Linked DNA regions of Mus musculus: region 1 is linked to region 2. The links are chromatin loops, found by intact Hi-C in ENCODE. Cell type or tissue: heart. All regions are shown on one strand.

Region 1 (8,000 bases), 280 kb before region 2:
ATGAAATGTGTTCTTTACATACATTACTTTGAAAACTGAAATCATATTTTTAAATATTGTTATTGAGACAAGGTCTTGATATGTAGCCCTAGCTGCCCTGGAACTCACTTTGTAGACTGGCTTCTAAGTTACAACAGTTTTCCTGTTTCTGTCTCCCAGGTACTGGGATTATGGGTGTGCGCTATCACACCTACCTTGAAATCACATTTGTAAGCAATGGCCTACTTAATTCATTAGGGTAACCAAGTATATAATTCTCAATCTTCACAATTATTATTTGACATTATTTTGGAAGTTTAGTATGCGTGCATTTATGTGTATTATTTTATGAACAGTACCCATTTTCACCGCCTGATATCTCTGTATTAGTAACTAAGACGTTTCCTAGTGAAGATATCACATTTAGGAAGAAGTTGACATTGCTAGCAGCAATATGACCCAGCCTGCAGAGGCTTTTATCTAATAGACCTGCTGGCCTGTGTTTGATAACTAAAACCCACATGATGGAAGTAGAGAACTGACTCACACACGTTGTCCTCTGACCTCTAGACATGTGTTCTGGCATGTGCACATTCTGCCCACAATAGATAGATAGATAGATAGATAGATAGATAGATAGATAGATAGATAGATAGATAGATGATAGATAGATAGATAAGTAGATAGATTTAGTAACAATTTAAGAGTGAATGTTTTGCTAGGAATGAAAGTTAGTGGTAGGAAAGACCACTTAGTAGGCATTTTGAAGGTCTGGAATGTGATAACCACTGCACAAAGAGAAGTTAATTTAAAAACCACCCCATTATGTATTATTTGATTTTCAAAATAATCAATATTATTAATATGTTTGATATATAAAATGCATTTAAATAAGAAAAATAAGAAAAAACACCCCATAACGAGGAATAATGCACTATATACTACTTTAAAACACACAGCAAGTAAAATGGCTTTCCTGTGGTTAGCGGGAATATCTCAGTGTCAGAGAATAGGATTAGCATGGGCTAGCATGGGCTTGACCCTAGTACAATCCCCAGAATCAAAAATTAATACAATAAAATACAAAGCCTAGTGGAAGACCTTCTACACCTATGTATATTAATTATGAATCTATAAACACAAGGACAGAACTCAACCCAAATGACCATATATATTGATCATATTAAAATGTATATGGGGTACCTGGTACAATGATGCCTGACACTGCATCTGATGCCTTAAGTTGTAGCCCCAGGATGCACATGATCTAAGCAGAGGAACAACTCCTGCACGTTGTCCTCTGACCTCTACATGTGGACTGCAGACCATGTATGCCCCCATCAGACACACAAATTAAGCAAACAAATAAATAAGTGTAAAGAATATAAATAGATATAACTTACTAAGAAATAAATATGCTCTTATTGCCTATTGAAATGGAATATAAAATTATTTTCAAGACGTATACCCAAAGCAAACGCATCCAAGTATTAGCTTGAATGTTTAAATTTAAGTAAGCACATACCATCCAGGTACAATAATTAGAAATCAGGGGTTATAATCTTAATGTTTAAGAAAAAAACTAAAACCAAATGCAATAAAAGTGGTTTTGGAACATAAAATAATGGCAGGTCTAAATTCACTGGGAAAATGTTAGTGGTTCATGCCTACATTCCAGTCACACAGCAAAATATTGATTGAAGCAAAACTACAAGAAGGATAAGAAAAAATATAGAAAAATTCATTAACAATTGTAGATAAAAATAACATGCTCTTCTCAATGCAAAAATCAAGCATGGGATAATTAATTCATCAATAAAAAGACCTGCATCACCTAACCTCAAGGGCAACCCTATAGGAAGGCATATGAAACTCTTGTGATACAAGGCAACATAATTTCCTTATGGACCCGGAACGTGTGTGATCAGTGACTCCATGTGAGGGTATTAGATCTTGGACACAAATGAGAATACAAATTAAGATTGTGGAAAATAAGAACATTGATGAAAACAGGCAGTTTTGGTGTCTGAGGCTAGAGTATTCCAACTATTGTTTTGAGACAAAGTCTTCTGTGTAGTCCTTGCTGGCCTGGTTGAAGTTATAGAGATCCACCTGCTTCTGCCTCCCAAGTGCTGGGGAAAAGGCTTGTGCCTGGCATAGTTGAGCTATAGTTGAGCTTTACATGCACCGTTTTAATGGCTGCTGTGATAAAGCAGCACAATTAACATCAACTTAGAGGAGAAGCATTTGTCTTGACTTCCAGTTCCAGAGGAATAGACCCTATAATATTGGGGGCAGGGAGGTGGGAGGAAGCATGTGTGATAGCAAGAGCAGGAACCTGACTGAGCACTTTTGCATCCACACTCAAGAAGCACAGAGAACAGGAGTGGAGTGAGGCTATAAAAGTCCAAAGCTCACCCAAGTGATGTACCTGTCTTCAGCTACATTCCACCTCTTAAAGGCTCCTCCCTTCCAACAGAGCACCACCAAGCAGGAACCAAATCAGGGAAACATTGCTCATTTAAACCTCCACATACAGAGATAATGAAAAAGGATGCATTGAAACGTCAACTAAAAGAACCATAAGGCTATGGAAAACAAAAGAATACGAATGAAAGAACAGCTAAAAGTCAAAGTGGGATTAAGGGGAAAATTAGGGTAAGAAAAAAATCATTTGCATTGTTTTCCTTGGGTAACAAATAGAATTTCTCCTCACACAGACTGCAAATGTGGACAGAGCAGATTAAACATCAACTATGTTTTCTATTCTGCTCTCAACTAAAAGCATTCCTCAAAAGCATTTTATGCACTTGGCTACTGACAGTGCTTTTAAAATATAGTAATTATAGTATATTTCAAGCAGTATAATGTATAGCGGTATCAAAGTGTGAAATATGAATAATGTAGACACAGGTGTGTAATGCCTATGTACTGAACAATAGAAGACATTGCTGAGAGAGAAAATAGAATATATACTGTCTTTGTAATTTATAAGTCACTATTGTTATGATTGCTAAGCTTTCAGCATTAATCTATAGATTCATTGTGAGTCCCCACTAAAATCCTACCACCTTTTAGAAGAAATTGGCAAGCAAATTAGCACGCTGATTAAACATTCCTATAGAACTACAAAGGACCCAAATCCTGGGAAAAAAGAAAAAGTGGAAACAATACTTCCTAATGTGAAAAGTCATTATGAACCTACAGTTGTCAAGAGAGTATGCTCCATCCTCAAGATAAACAGGTACGTAGGCATGCTGGCACAAGCCCACAAGCCCAGCACCTGTGAGTCAGATGGAAGACAGTCAGGAGTCCAGTGGTGTTATTGACTCCACAGTGAGTTCGAGCATGCATGAGGTAGGTATATGAGATCCCATATCACAACGAGAAAAGGAAAACACACTCATATCAAAGAAACACAAAGAGTCTCAACACACTCTCATAAACAAAACACATGAACAGATGATTTCTTTGAGACATGGGTTTCTTCCCAGCCCTCAAATTGGCCGTAGGACCAAACTCGTACACATTTATGCTCCTCTTGCCACATTGTCCCAAGTTTGGGAGTCATGGCCTCTGCTACCATGCCTGATTCCTTGGACAACTGATGGTCAAGAGACCTAAATGCTGTGTAGTGGAAAGGACAATCAACAACTGTCTTGTGACTGGGATTAAGGTAGGGATTCCACAGATACGACACCAAAGCTACAGTCAAAGAATGAAGAACTAGGGAAGATGGTTGATAAAATGATAAGAAAGGCCTATGGCTAGGAGAAATATTTGAATATTGTGCACCTTGTCATTTATGTCTGATATACAGAAAATCTCGCAAGCATCAATGAGAAAATAGAAAAGCCACAACTGAAATATGGTAACAATGGAAATAAACACTACACTAAAAATACACAAATGTAAAATAAGTAAACAATAATGATCAATCTCTCTAATCATGAGAAAAGGATGAATGGAAACTACAATAAGATTCGAGCACATTCCCATAACAGTGGTCAAAATGAAAATGCACACTATTGCAAGCACCGCCAGCTGTAGGCGATGAAATTCAATGAAAGCTGGAATAACCACATGGAAATTAGGAGTTCCACCTTTTTTTTTTCCCCTTTTGGTTTTTCGAGACAGGGTTTCTCTGTGTAGCCCTGGCTGTCCTGAAACTCACCTCTGTAGACCAGGCAGGCCTTGAACTCAGAAATCCGCCTGCCTCTGCCTCCCAAGTGCTGGGATTAAAGGCGTTCGCCACCACGCCCGGCTCTAACCACCTTATTTTTATACTGACAATATGATCTAGTCGTCACCCCGATGAATATTTAACATAGATGATATGACGGTTAGATTTTATTGTCAACTAGACACAATCTAGGAGTCTTGACAAGGGATTGTCTAATTTGGTTGACCTGTGAGCCTGCCTGTGGGGGACTGTCTTCATGTTCACATGAATGGGAGGTTCCAGCCTAAAGTCAGGTGGCACCATTCCTTGTCTGGGTTTGGGTCTTGGACTGTGTAAACAAGGAGAGAGGAAGCTGAGCCCACGCGTGCATGCGTTCCTACCCTCTCTGCCCTTAACTGTGGATGTGACTTCTGCTTCAGATTCCTGCCCACTCCCACCCCCACCCCAACATCGGACTTCCCTGCCATGACGGATAGTAAGCCGGAATTCTGAGTCCAGTGAAGAGTCCTAAATGATTCTGTCAGAGTGTTTTTATGATAGCACAGGAAAGGAAGCTAGGAGGGCGGAAAAGCAGGGTTACATGAAAAGACTTACTGTCTGCATCCCTTTGAATAACTCAATGATAAACTCAGAGTCCCTAATAATGCGTGGGTTTCCCTTTTAAAAAAATTTTTTTAAAGTGCATCTGCTTAGTGTTTTCACTTCTCTCCCTGTGTCTTGTCATTCTTGTGTTACCTGAGTGCTCTCTCTCTCACTCTCACTCTCTCTCTCTCTCTCTCTCTCTCTCTCTCTCTCTCTCTGTGTGTGTGTGTGTGTGTGTGTGTGTGTGTGTGTGTGATTGTGTGACTATGTGTCCCTACAAAAGGATTTGTTTTCTTCTATTGAACAAATCAAAAAGAGTCACATGGGAAAGGAATGAGGGGTACTTTACAGAAATCTTTGAGGTTTTTAACAAGGGTTTTAGATACTGACTCCAGTTGACCCACATGAGCAGACTAATACTATCCAATAATATCAGTGTGTTGTCTGCAACATTCATGGCAGGCATTTATTTTGTAAGGTGGTGAGTTTGCTTTCCATCTATATTTGTTATTTCTAGCATTTATTAGCATAATATGTGAACAATGCATTAATCTAGGTCAGGGGCACAGAACTGTAAAGATGTGATTTAAGATTACAGCTATGCATTGGTTTAGCTTGTAAAAGTTGACTGCATGGCAAAAGTCCAAGGTAAGTAAGGTTTGTTGTTGCACTGTGCTCTGAAACGTAGGTTAAACAAATAGACTCAGTACACAACAGGATAGCTGTCTTAAGTCTTAAGTGACCTCAAGGTGTATTATTAACTCAGTGGTGAGGTCCAGCAGAACTTGCAGTTTCTTAGAATGTAAGTGGTAATGTCACAATGTTGTTTTGCTACCATTCCCAAATGCTCATAGCAGTTTGACGAACAGCAACACAAAATTCCATCAACAGGTAAACAAAGAGAGCAAGTGTGGTGCCCCAAGCCTGTAATCCCAGCATTTGGAAGCTGAGGCTGGGGAATTCCACAAATGAGATCCTGACTGAAGTGGGAGGAGGGGAATTGAACAGAGCAGGCAATACAGCTCTGTGTAGAATGTCTGCCAAGCAAGCTGAAGGCCTTGGTTCAGTTACAACCCTGCAAGACAAGTAAAGTAGGAACCACTGGTCTATGAAACAAGAGGATAAAATTCAACATAAATCTATAGATGAGATAATCCAAATCAAATCGCCAAAGTTCCACCTAACAAAGACTCTTGTGATTATACTTCACATTTTTGTCTTTTATCTTTCATATCATAATATTTCTGGAAAATGAACCAAATGGTAACACCAATATTACACTTATCTAGGGACAGGATCTTAGGAGAGATACTGAAGATAGTTACACAACCAAAAATGTTATGCCTGTGAAGTAATGATTATATATTGAGATTCATTTCTTAAGAGACAATAGCTCTGCATGATTTTAATAAGGCAATTTATACAGCATTATTAATTTAAAACATGTGTATTTTAACATCCATGTGAGATATACACTGGGCTCACTACTATTTAAGCTGGTGTTGACAGACAGCATCAGTGACCCTGTGGTTGCCCTCTCTAGTGCTCTGCCCCATTTCACAAAGGGAGAAGCTGGGCTCAGAGACCTCTACCATGTCCTATTCTTTCTCAAACCCTGCTCAACATGGAAAGTGAGTCCAAGACAGCACTTAGGGTCAGGATCCCGCATCTCTGTTGTTCTTGAGCCATTGTGCCTCCTAGTTTCAAAGCTGTAAAGACTTCACCTAGAATAGTGATCCCTGCTTCTTTCCACCTCTCAAGGATGCCCACCTCAGGGCATCCAGAGAGAAGGCAGGAGGGAGCCCATTCTTCAAATAAGGGCCTCTTGGTCCTTGTCAAACCATGTTGTCAAAACATTCGCAAGGACTTCAGAAAGGAGTCCGGTTTCTATGGCAACTGGATGCAGGAGGTCTTGGTGAAACCGGAAATGCCTCCGTGTGCCCACTCCTCCCCCCCCACCTCCACCACCCCGCCTCTTTATGCCTTTTTCTGTTTCTGAGAACAAAGCACCTTTCACCGTTTAGGTACCCTAAGGAATTGTCCCTTAAAGTGAAATGGGCACAGAACTGAAAAGTATGTTTTTAGAGGCAGAACGATGCTCATCAAACCAGATTATTTAAAAGACATTTTGGTAGCCATAAAGATATCAGGTTTCTAGGGCAATATCGATGCTAGGATTGTTAGACAAACTTATAACACTTCCACCTGGCCCTTTTACATGCCCTAGCCTGTCCCTGAAAGTAAAATTCCTTAAGGCAACCAAAGAAATCAGTCATTTGAATAGGTGTACCAGGGTGCATTTTACTAGCAGATCTCTGAGCAAATTGTGGAATCAAAACATGTTCGCAGAAGCAAAACCCTTGCAGATCTAACTAAACTGTTATTGGTCACCTTGATGACGTCAGGTTACTGTGGCAACAGCGGCCTGCAGCCTAGTCCTCCACTCTGAAACTGCTTGCACAAACCACCCCATCTCTCTCTTTCTCTAAAAGTAAAACGCTTACTCTATTGCAGGCTACCTTCCTAGAAGAGAATGCAGACAATTGGGAGAATTCTGCTCAGTTTCTGAAAGGCAAATAGATGTTTGTTTACAGAAAGTTTGTTTGCTATAATGGTGACAATAGGGACTTTGATTGTCAGAGAGACTCAGAGGTATTTATTATGGTGCAGCATAAACTGTGTTCAAATCCATTCTGATAAATCCCTTTGGGTGCATCAGTTCCCATATAAATTTAAAGTTAGGCAGCAATACCTCCTTCTCATACGTCCTTAGGAAGTTTTGGTGTATCTTATCACTTAGTGCTAGATAACAAGCAAGCTACCAATACTACTGTATATTAGTAACATTTCTATTGCTAGTGCTACTATTATGTTGAGTTATTCGGATGAGTGTGGGTTAATATTCATACATAACTTTCATCAAAGATGGTAAAGTCGTGTCCTTTGCACTGCTCAGAGAGACTGAGTTATTGGGCCGACATCATGGTTTAGCAGGTAAAGCATTTGCTGCTGTGGAGAAAGGAGAGAACCAACTCCCAAGGGTTGTGCCCTGACCTCCACACATGGGCCGGATTGCTAATTTCCTTGGTGCCCTATGTTATTGTAACTGATAACTTATGCTCCCTTTTTCTAAGTCTTAAAATTACACTTATTGATGCATATACATGGCCACTAAAAGAACATAGTTTTCCATTATGTTTCTCCTGAATTTTCCCAAACAGAACCTCTTGAATTGGCAGAAGGCATCCCTGCTTAC
Region 2 (8,000 bases):
GTGATCTGTGAAACTGGTGTCAGGGTCTGGTGAAGAATACAGGTTGATTGTACATGTTTTTCTCAAGGGAAAAAAGTCCAGAGTATAAGATTAGGTAACTGCAGATTTTAACATTTGCATGTCTAGTACCTGTATAGAAGTATTAGAGTTAAACATTCTTATTGGTATACATGATATAAATAAGTTTAAGTTTATATGAATTATGTGTTGTCCTTGCTGGTCTTCCTATTTTCACATTACTAAAGTGTTGTTCTGTTCCAACCTTTGTAAATATGCCAAACAAAAGATGGTATGAAAGGACCACCATTTATGTTAACTTGTCCAAAATAATTTAAATTATTTACTATATTTAATTATGTATTTAATAAAAATATATAATTTAAATATTGTATATGTTTATACAAATTTACAAAAAAACAGAAGCCAGATCCGGCTTAGCATATATGATGCTACACCTTTATGTTAGTTGGAAAATTCAATCCCACATGTTTCTCCATGAACTGTACAGCTATATCCATATTTGTTGGAGCATGTGCAATTAGGAATATATTCATATGAGAGAATGTAAAACTATTGCTTTATTTTTAACTATTGTACAAAAGTGTTGTGTTTTATAAAAGAGAAAGAGCCGGGATATGTTTGGTAGAAGCGCAGGATGATAGAGTGGAAGGGGGCTCCTTTGTGGGCTCATGCTGAGGTATCCCTTCCCCCTGAGGTACCAGCCATACAACAGATACAGTATGGAAAAGAGTTTATCTAGGGCATGGTGAGGGGAATTGAGGAGGGAGTAGAGATAGAGAAAGGCCAAGAGAGAGACAGAGAGTAGAGGAAAGTGAAAGGAGAGGCCAGTCAGGAGCCTGTAGAGGGGGGAGGGGAATGGGGACAGAGAGGGTAAGAGAGTAAGTGAGTCAGGCACACCTGTTGCCAGGTTACTGTGGGGCAGAGCCTAGAAGGAATGCTAAAGAAAAAGTTTTTCTCCTCTTGCTCCTCTCTTGCCTCTCTCTCTCTCTCTCTCTCTCTCTTGCCTCTTGCCCCCTTGCTCCCCCTCTCTCCTCATTCCCTTCCCCCTCTCTCCGCATGGTCGTGGCTTGTTTCTACTCTCTCCCTGTCTGTCTTTCTCTGCCTCTACTGCCCTCTTAGCTCCCCTCCCCATGCCCTGAATAAACTCTATCTATATATATATATATTTTTAAAGAAAGAAAACCCAGTTTTTCTTATGCCATTTTCATACAGAGTTTAGGTTGACTATCCTCCCACCCTTTCCGTCTCCCCAATTTCCATGTCCCCCCTACCTCTGTCTAAGCCTTTCTCATTCATTATTCTTCATTCTACTTTTACATCACATGTTTTGTTACCATATTTATCACTCTTCTTTAAAGTCTCTGTTTACTCCTCTCATGGGTCCCTTTCTGTTCACTTGGCATCCACATCCACATCCTACATTCATCTCTCCCCACCCCTCAAGTACATACATGTGAAACCGAGAAGCCAAGAGCTCTTTTGGGCATATACCCATTGTGTATACCCATATATGCAATCTAACGTATTCAGCCATAAAGATAAAACACATGTAGTGTTTGTTTTGTTTTGCCTGTGATGGCTCACTTAATATATTTCAGTTCTATCCATTTCCTGACAAATCTTGTCTTTTTATTTTCCTTTATGACTGAATAAATTAGAGTGTGCCTATATACTACATATTCATATCTGCTGATGGACATCTAGGTTAATTCCATTTCCTGCTATTGTGAAAAGAGCAGCAACAAGCACGGATGTACAAGTGTTTCTGCGGTAGGAAATAAAGTCCTTTGGGAGCGTATTCGGGAATAGTATAGCTGGCTCACAGAGCAGTGAAATTTCCGGGTTTGAGAAGCCTCCACACTCATTTCCATAGTGGTTGCAGCAGTGTGCACTAATCTTTTTTTTACACTCCAGATTTTATTCCCCTCCTGGTTCACCCTCTGACTGTTCCACATGTCACACCTCCTTCCCCTGTCTCCATGAGGATGTCCTCACAGCCCTCCACCCCACATGACCTCTAAACTCCCTGGGGCCTCCAGTCTTCTCTGACTGAATCCAGACTGGGCAGTCCTCTACTGTATGTGTGTTGGGGGCCTCCTATCAGCTGGTGTGTGCTGCCAGTTTGGTGGTCCTGTGTCTGAGAGATCTTGGGAGTCCAGGTTATTTAAGACTGCTGGTCCTCCTACAGGGTCACCCTCCTCCTCAGCTTCTTTCAGCTTTTCCCTAATTCAACCACAGGGGTCAGCAGCTTCTGTTCATTGGTTGGGTGCAAGTATCTGCATCTGACTCTTTCAGCTGCTTGTTGGGTCTTTCAGAGGGCAGTCATGCTAGGTCCCTTTTTGTTAGCACTCCATGGCTGCAGTAATAGTGTCAGGCCTTGGGGCCTCCCCCTTGAGCTCCATCCCACTTTGAGCCTCTCACTAAACTTCCACTATAAAGGAAGCAAACACACAGAGTGTGAAAGGAGATCTATTCCTATAGAAGTTTTTTTTTAACACAACTTGAACACAAGCTACTTTTACATAAGATCAGAAACATCAAAACAGAGAGTTTCAGGGTTACAAAAATACAATGTAAGTTACACATGAAATTCCTATGATGTCATCTCAGGTATCAGGGGTGGAATAAACTTAGGGAATGAGAATATCCAAGATCAAAGTTAGACTCCACTTTTTTTGCTAGCTATTTAAGCTTGAAATGATTCCCCAAGCTTCAGGGGTTCACAGTGTTCATCTGCAAACAGCCCATGTTTCTATTATATACATCCCGAGACTGCTGGCAATAGGATACAATAACATATAAGAGAGTTTGTAAATGAAAAAAATTAAACGATGAGTGTTAATATTACTCCAAAACTTATTAAAATGGAGACTTGTGGAGAACTGTACATAATTAGCACCTAGTGGTAGTAAGCATACAGACTGAAACTCAATGGGAAAGTCATGCAAACGTTTTCAACCTTCACTAACAATGGTTAAAACATTAATTTTTTTCAAAAAAATGTAAAACAGAAAAACTTTTGGAGGAAAAACCTGGAAAGACCCATATTTCTCAGACAGTCGGCATATCAATAATGTGTTACAGTGATTTACAGAATCATCATGTACTCGGTCTTTAGTCACTTTATTTCCACCACTTATGGTATCTAACAAACGATATTAACTGTCCCCCCCCCCCCAAGGAATCAAGCATGCTTTACACGAGGTGAACAAACGTCTGCTTCTAAATCACATTCAGTGTAGGCATGCAGGAATGCGACACATAAATTGTTACAGCACGTGTTTCTTGACAGTTTTAAACTATGATTCCTTAGGTCCACAGATGTCCCGTTTCCGATGCAGAGAGAATTCTTCAAAAAGTCGTGGCTATTTCATAGGAATCTGGAAACGGGACAGACACGCGTCCAGATCCAGTCACAAGAGGCAGGATCCCAGCAATCGGTATCACTTGCCAGGAGAGAGTCAAAGTGACATTCCTGTTTCCCTTGAGCCCGTGTCCATCGTCAAAGAAAAAATACTTGCTTTTGACGTCTTTCAGGTTCAGCTTGGGGTTCTCGCCTCGCAGAAGGATCTTGTCCCAGAGGACCACCTGGTTCACAGCGTTGCTTTTGGTGGAATATTCTGCCGACAGATAAAGGAAGAGCTGCTTGACGTTCCAGTCGAAAGTCTTCTCCAGATCCGCAGAGATGTGGAAGGTGATGAAGCCCAGGTCGCTCTTCTTTCTGGGTCCGGTGAAGTCTTCCACTTTTTTGAGCAGGATCCTGGAGACGTGCAGGCGCACGGGCGCGCTCCTGTCTTTGAAGGCGGTGGTGAGGATGCAGCCCAAGGTGAGCGCCGCCATGACGCTCAGCGTGAAGGCGAACAGCGAGTTGGCCCGGGACAGCAGGGAGTTCATCTTGCAGGGTGTTCAATCGGCGGCTCCCTCCACGCGGGCTCCACCGGCGCTCGCTGGCTGGCTGGCTGGCTGGCTGGCTCGGCACGGGGCGTGCAGTTCGCTCCGCGGTCCCTCTGCCTTCCTCTGGCTCGCGCGGAATGCCGGGCTCGCGCACGCGTCCCTGGAGCGCGCACCGCCCACGATGCCTGCCCCCTCCCCCGCCCCAAGCCACTAGTTAACCCTACAACCACTGTCTGCTGAGAGTCTAAGGCACTTGGAGCATCTCATAGAAAGCCGCAGCCTGGCTGAATGAGCCCAGCGGTGCCTTGAACTGTCTCACCCTCACACCCAGACACAGTCACGGAAGGTCCCTGGCACCAACCACAGCCCCTGCCCCGGCACACAAAGCCCTGGCCAGGGAACCCTCTCCCTCTGCACACTGCTGCATCATGGCTTCCATACATCCTAGCCCCTCCCCTGGCCTTCTGCAACAGGCTGCTGATGCCTGGACTTCCTTTCCCCCACACTAGGCTAATCCTGCCTCTGCAGTCCATTCTCTACACACAGACCAGCCATTCCCTACAGGTCATGTCACCCCCCTTGCTGGGATCCTCCGCCCTCAGCATACAGTCTTAGTGGCAGAGGAGGCCCAGACTCTGCTGCATCTGCCCTGTCCACCCCTCACCCCCTACCATCCTGATGGTTGTCTGCCAGGCTGCAGCCAGTGGGCTTGCTGTCCTCTGCTCCTGGGTTAGCTGGAGCACACACAGTCCAAGCGCACCAAGACCTGGCCTGTCTGTGCATGGCTTCTTTGCATTCAGGACTCAGTTCTAAGGCCACTTCCAGCAAAGGCTTTCAGTGACAACTCCATGTAATCCCCTGTTCAAACTGTTTTCTGTTTATTTTCTTCACACAGAAATCCCCATATAACTTGCCTGGTTAGTTGTTTTCTTACCCAGTTTTGCCAATGCACAGTGGCCTCTTTCTGTCTTCTTTCTGCTACTTTTCCAGTGCCTAAGCCAGTGTTCTGTATATTCATTACTGAATGATTATTAATAAATTGAAAGAATTACTGACACTTTAGAGAAGATAGAAAATTTACAACTGAGAACTCTGACAAAACACACTAAATTATTTAAGATATTAAAAGATCTTGTTGCAAATAGACATCAGTGCTTTTCAAAACTCAGTGACTATCAGAATCAGCTGAAATCTACCCACCTCAATTCCATGGGTTTTTTTGTTTTGTCTTTTTTATTCAAAAGAGTTTATTCTTCGAGTTTAATAAGCACCAGCAGAAGATTTGAGTGGGGGAAGGTTCCACACTTGGAAAAAATCCTGACTTCTTTTGTCAACATTTTAACCCAACTAATTTAATGGCACCATGCAGAGTTCTGGGACAACTGGAATGTTTTTATTGATGAAATTTATCCAAGTGCCCTGAGAACACAGGTTCTTCCCTACCTGGGATCAGTAAACTCTAGAGAGTAGATCTGTTCATTAAAAGGATTAGCTTCCTTCCTTCCTTCCTTCCTTCCTTCCTTCCTTCCTTCCTTCCTTCCTTCCTTCCTTCCTCCCTCCCTCCCTCCCTTCCTTCCTTCCTTTTCTATGTATGTGAGAACACTGTCTGTCTCAGACACAACAGAAGCCATCAGATGGCTGTGAGCCACCATGTGGTTACTGGAAATTGAACTCAGGATCTCTGGAAGAGCAGTCAATGCTCCTAACTGCTGAGCCATCTCTCCAGCCTAAGGCTTGGTATTCTTATCCTTTTGTTTAGAAGGGACTGGTTCCAGGTAGTGCCCTAAAGATGGAACTCTGATGTCTTCACTCTTACTCCTTTAACCTGATTCTAGTTAGCAGAATCTTCACCCTTGCCTATGGCAAACAGCACAGGTTTAAGTATCATAAATTTAACGAAGAGTTCTAGGAATTCTGAACCACCTGATGATAGTTACTTTAAAGAACTCCTTCCCTCCCCCTGAGACAATAGGATGCTTTCCCATGTAGGATCTCAACCTCAGAGTGTCTCTTGTTCAGGTATGTTCAGAATTGTTACTTGCTAGTGTGGAGGAGACTTGTGGATTGGGTAGTGTTTTACTAAAAGTGTCCCCATAATGGGGACAGAATCTCTCCAGAAGCCGATCCTACTAACTCTACATCAGACTTGTTTCTTCACTCTGAGCCTCAGATTCTGCACTGCACATTAACCATCTTTTCTGGACTATTATAGTAAAAGACAGGGAAGGGAGAAAGCATGTGGAATAGAGATAAAAGCGAGCAGATGGGAAAGGCAGACTCGATTCACTGGAAGCTGTACAGTGATGCTTTTTCTTGTCCCAGCTTTACCCCACAACTCTTCCTACACACCGAACAATGGAACGGAGACTCCCCTAACAGATCTGTGGGCTTTTTTCCTGTTTACTATGTAGCCAGTCCATGATGATGTTAAAGATATTGCTTGACTGAATCAAGCAGGTCAAGTGCCAGAAAGTCCCATATGCTGAGGGGCAACTACATACCATACACTGTCAGTTGCTAGTTTTAGACATTTTTAAAAGCTATCTTCTGAGGTGGGTAGCATTACTTCCTTTGTACAGATAAGCAGATGTTTTAGAAAGCAAATAATATGCTCAAGCAATTCTGTGAAGAAATCAACTTAACACTGAGACTATCTTGAAGGGGCATTTATTGGCTAAATTGTGGAAAAATTAGCACATATATGCATATACATATATATGCATCAATAGCCAAAGGTGGTAACTTCTGAGAAAAATGTGACTCTGAGTCAGATTGACTCCAACATATTATAAATGAGTAAATGGGCAGGAAAAATCTCTATCACATCTCAAATGTCAAGTATTAATTTTAGAAGAAAAATCTGAATTAGAAAAGCAACACATGACAACACCATAGTGATAAGTGATTCAGGCATAAATCATAAGTGAAAGCATAGACCGCATCAGTTTCCACAGCAAGCACTGGGTTGTCATGGTAACCACACTGTCCAAGGAAAGCTGGGAAAATAACAATGGTGGTAATCTGATTTCTAATATGTGCTAGGATCTGAGTAAGAATGGCAAATGGCATGATTTGGTTAGTTAATTTCAAGTATTCCTCATGATAACCATTCCTAGCAGCTCCAGTAACATAAATATACATATGTTCATATGATCACAAATTCATATATACTTATATGTGTATACACACACACACACACACACACACACACACACACACACACACATATATATATATATATATATATATATATATCCTTCTTCCTGTCTTTCTCACCACCCAAGATTCCAAGGATGCATTATGGTAAATTTACTGAGAGGTGAAGAAGCAAAACCACACCTTTCAACAGATTAATTTTGAACCATATATATTAATTAAAGCTGACTTTTCTATGTTCTCTCAACAAACTGATTTTTCTATAGATTGTCAACAAATAAAAACTGGCATTTTGATCCCTAGTTCCTGTATATTTTTGATGACTTCTTGAAACATATGTGAATGTATAGGAAAATGGATGTTAAGCAGGAAAGTACTTTTCACAAGCTAGAATTGTGCTTCTAACCATTTTTTGTATCAGTTTTTTTGAACAATAACTATTGCATATTTGTTCACTAACATTTTGGGGAATATATGATAGCCTGTATTTGTATTTTTGAAATACTGTCATTTAAAAATCACCACAAAATATGAAGCACTTGTGTGGATTATCTATGTACAAGAAGTTATGTCTGTATATTAAATACTACAAGATGTTGCTCCAGTAATTAAATCAGTCAATTGGGAGGCACATCTTGTTCATGTGTCCGAAGACTTTGATTATTTATATGTTAATTTTTTCCAATCTAATCTAAAGACTCATCACAATCCCAGTAAAAATTGCTATCCTTCGTTCTTGATGTGTTCCTCAGGTACAGGTGCTTCACTCAGGAACCAATTCCTGCCTTACTATATATATATCCTGCCTTCCCTGGCATGGCAATTACTTACCTGATAAATGTATTTACAGGGATAGCAAGGAGTTGCTCAGCTCAAGTCCTCTCCTTTCAAAACCCTTGGAGATGGTCTCTTCTGAGCAAGCCTGCTTT

Evidence for each region. Peaks named below come from ENCODE experiments on the same cell type or tissue, not always from the same donor. Only the 100,000 strongest peaks of a DNase experiment are listed, where the experiment ranks them.
Region 1: a loop joins it to region 2, with 5 times the contacts of the local background. A loop is called at or near these places in 15 of 42 quality-filtered maps.

Annotation. Positions count from the first base shown.
Region 1 is chrX:136,312,647-136,320,646 of GRCm38, reverse strand. No RefSeq gene overlaps it. Among named protein-coding and RNA genes, the nearest start is that of n-TAtgc2, 41 kb to the left of the region's middle. In heart, no CTCF peak of the experiment used is centred here; no DNase peak of the experiment used is centred here.
Region 2 is chrX:136,029,421-136,037,420 of GRCm38, reverse strand. It overlaps Arxes1 (adipocyte-related X-chromosome expressed sequence 1), which reads right to left and starts at 4,054. Exons shown (of 1, transcript NM_029541.3): 1 at 2,475-4,054. The coding sequence starts at 3,915. The coding sequence ends at 3,373. In heart, no CTCF peak of the experiment used is centred here; no DNase peak of the experiment used is centred here; H3K4me3 peaks cover 506 bases.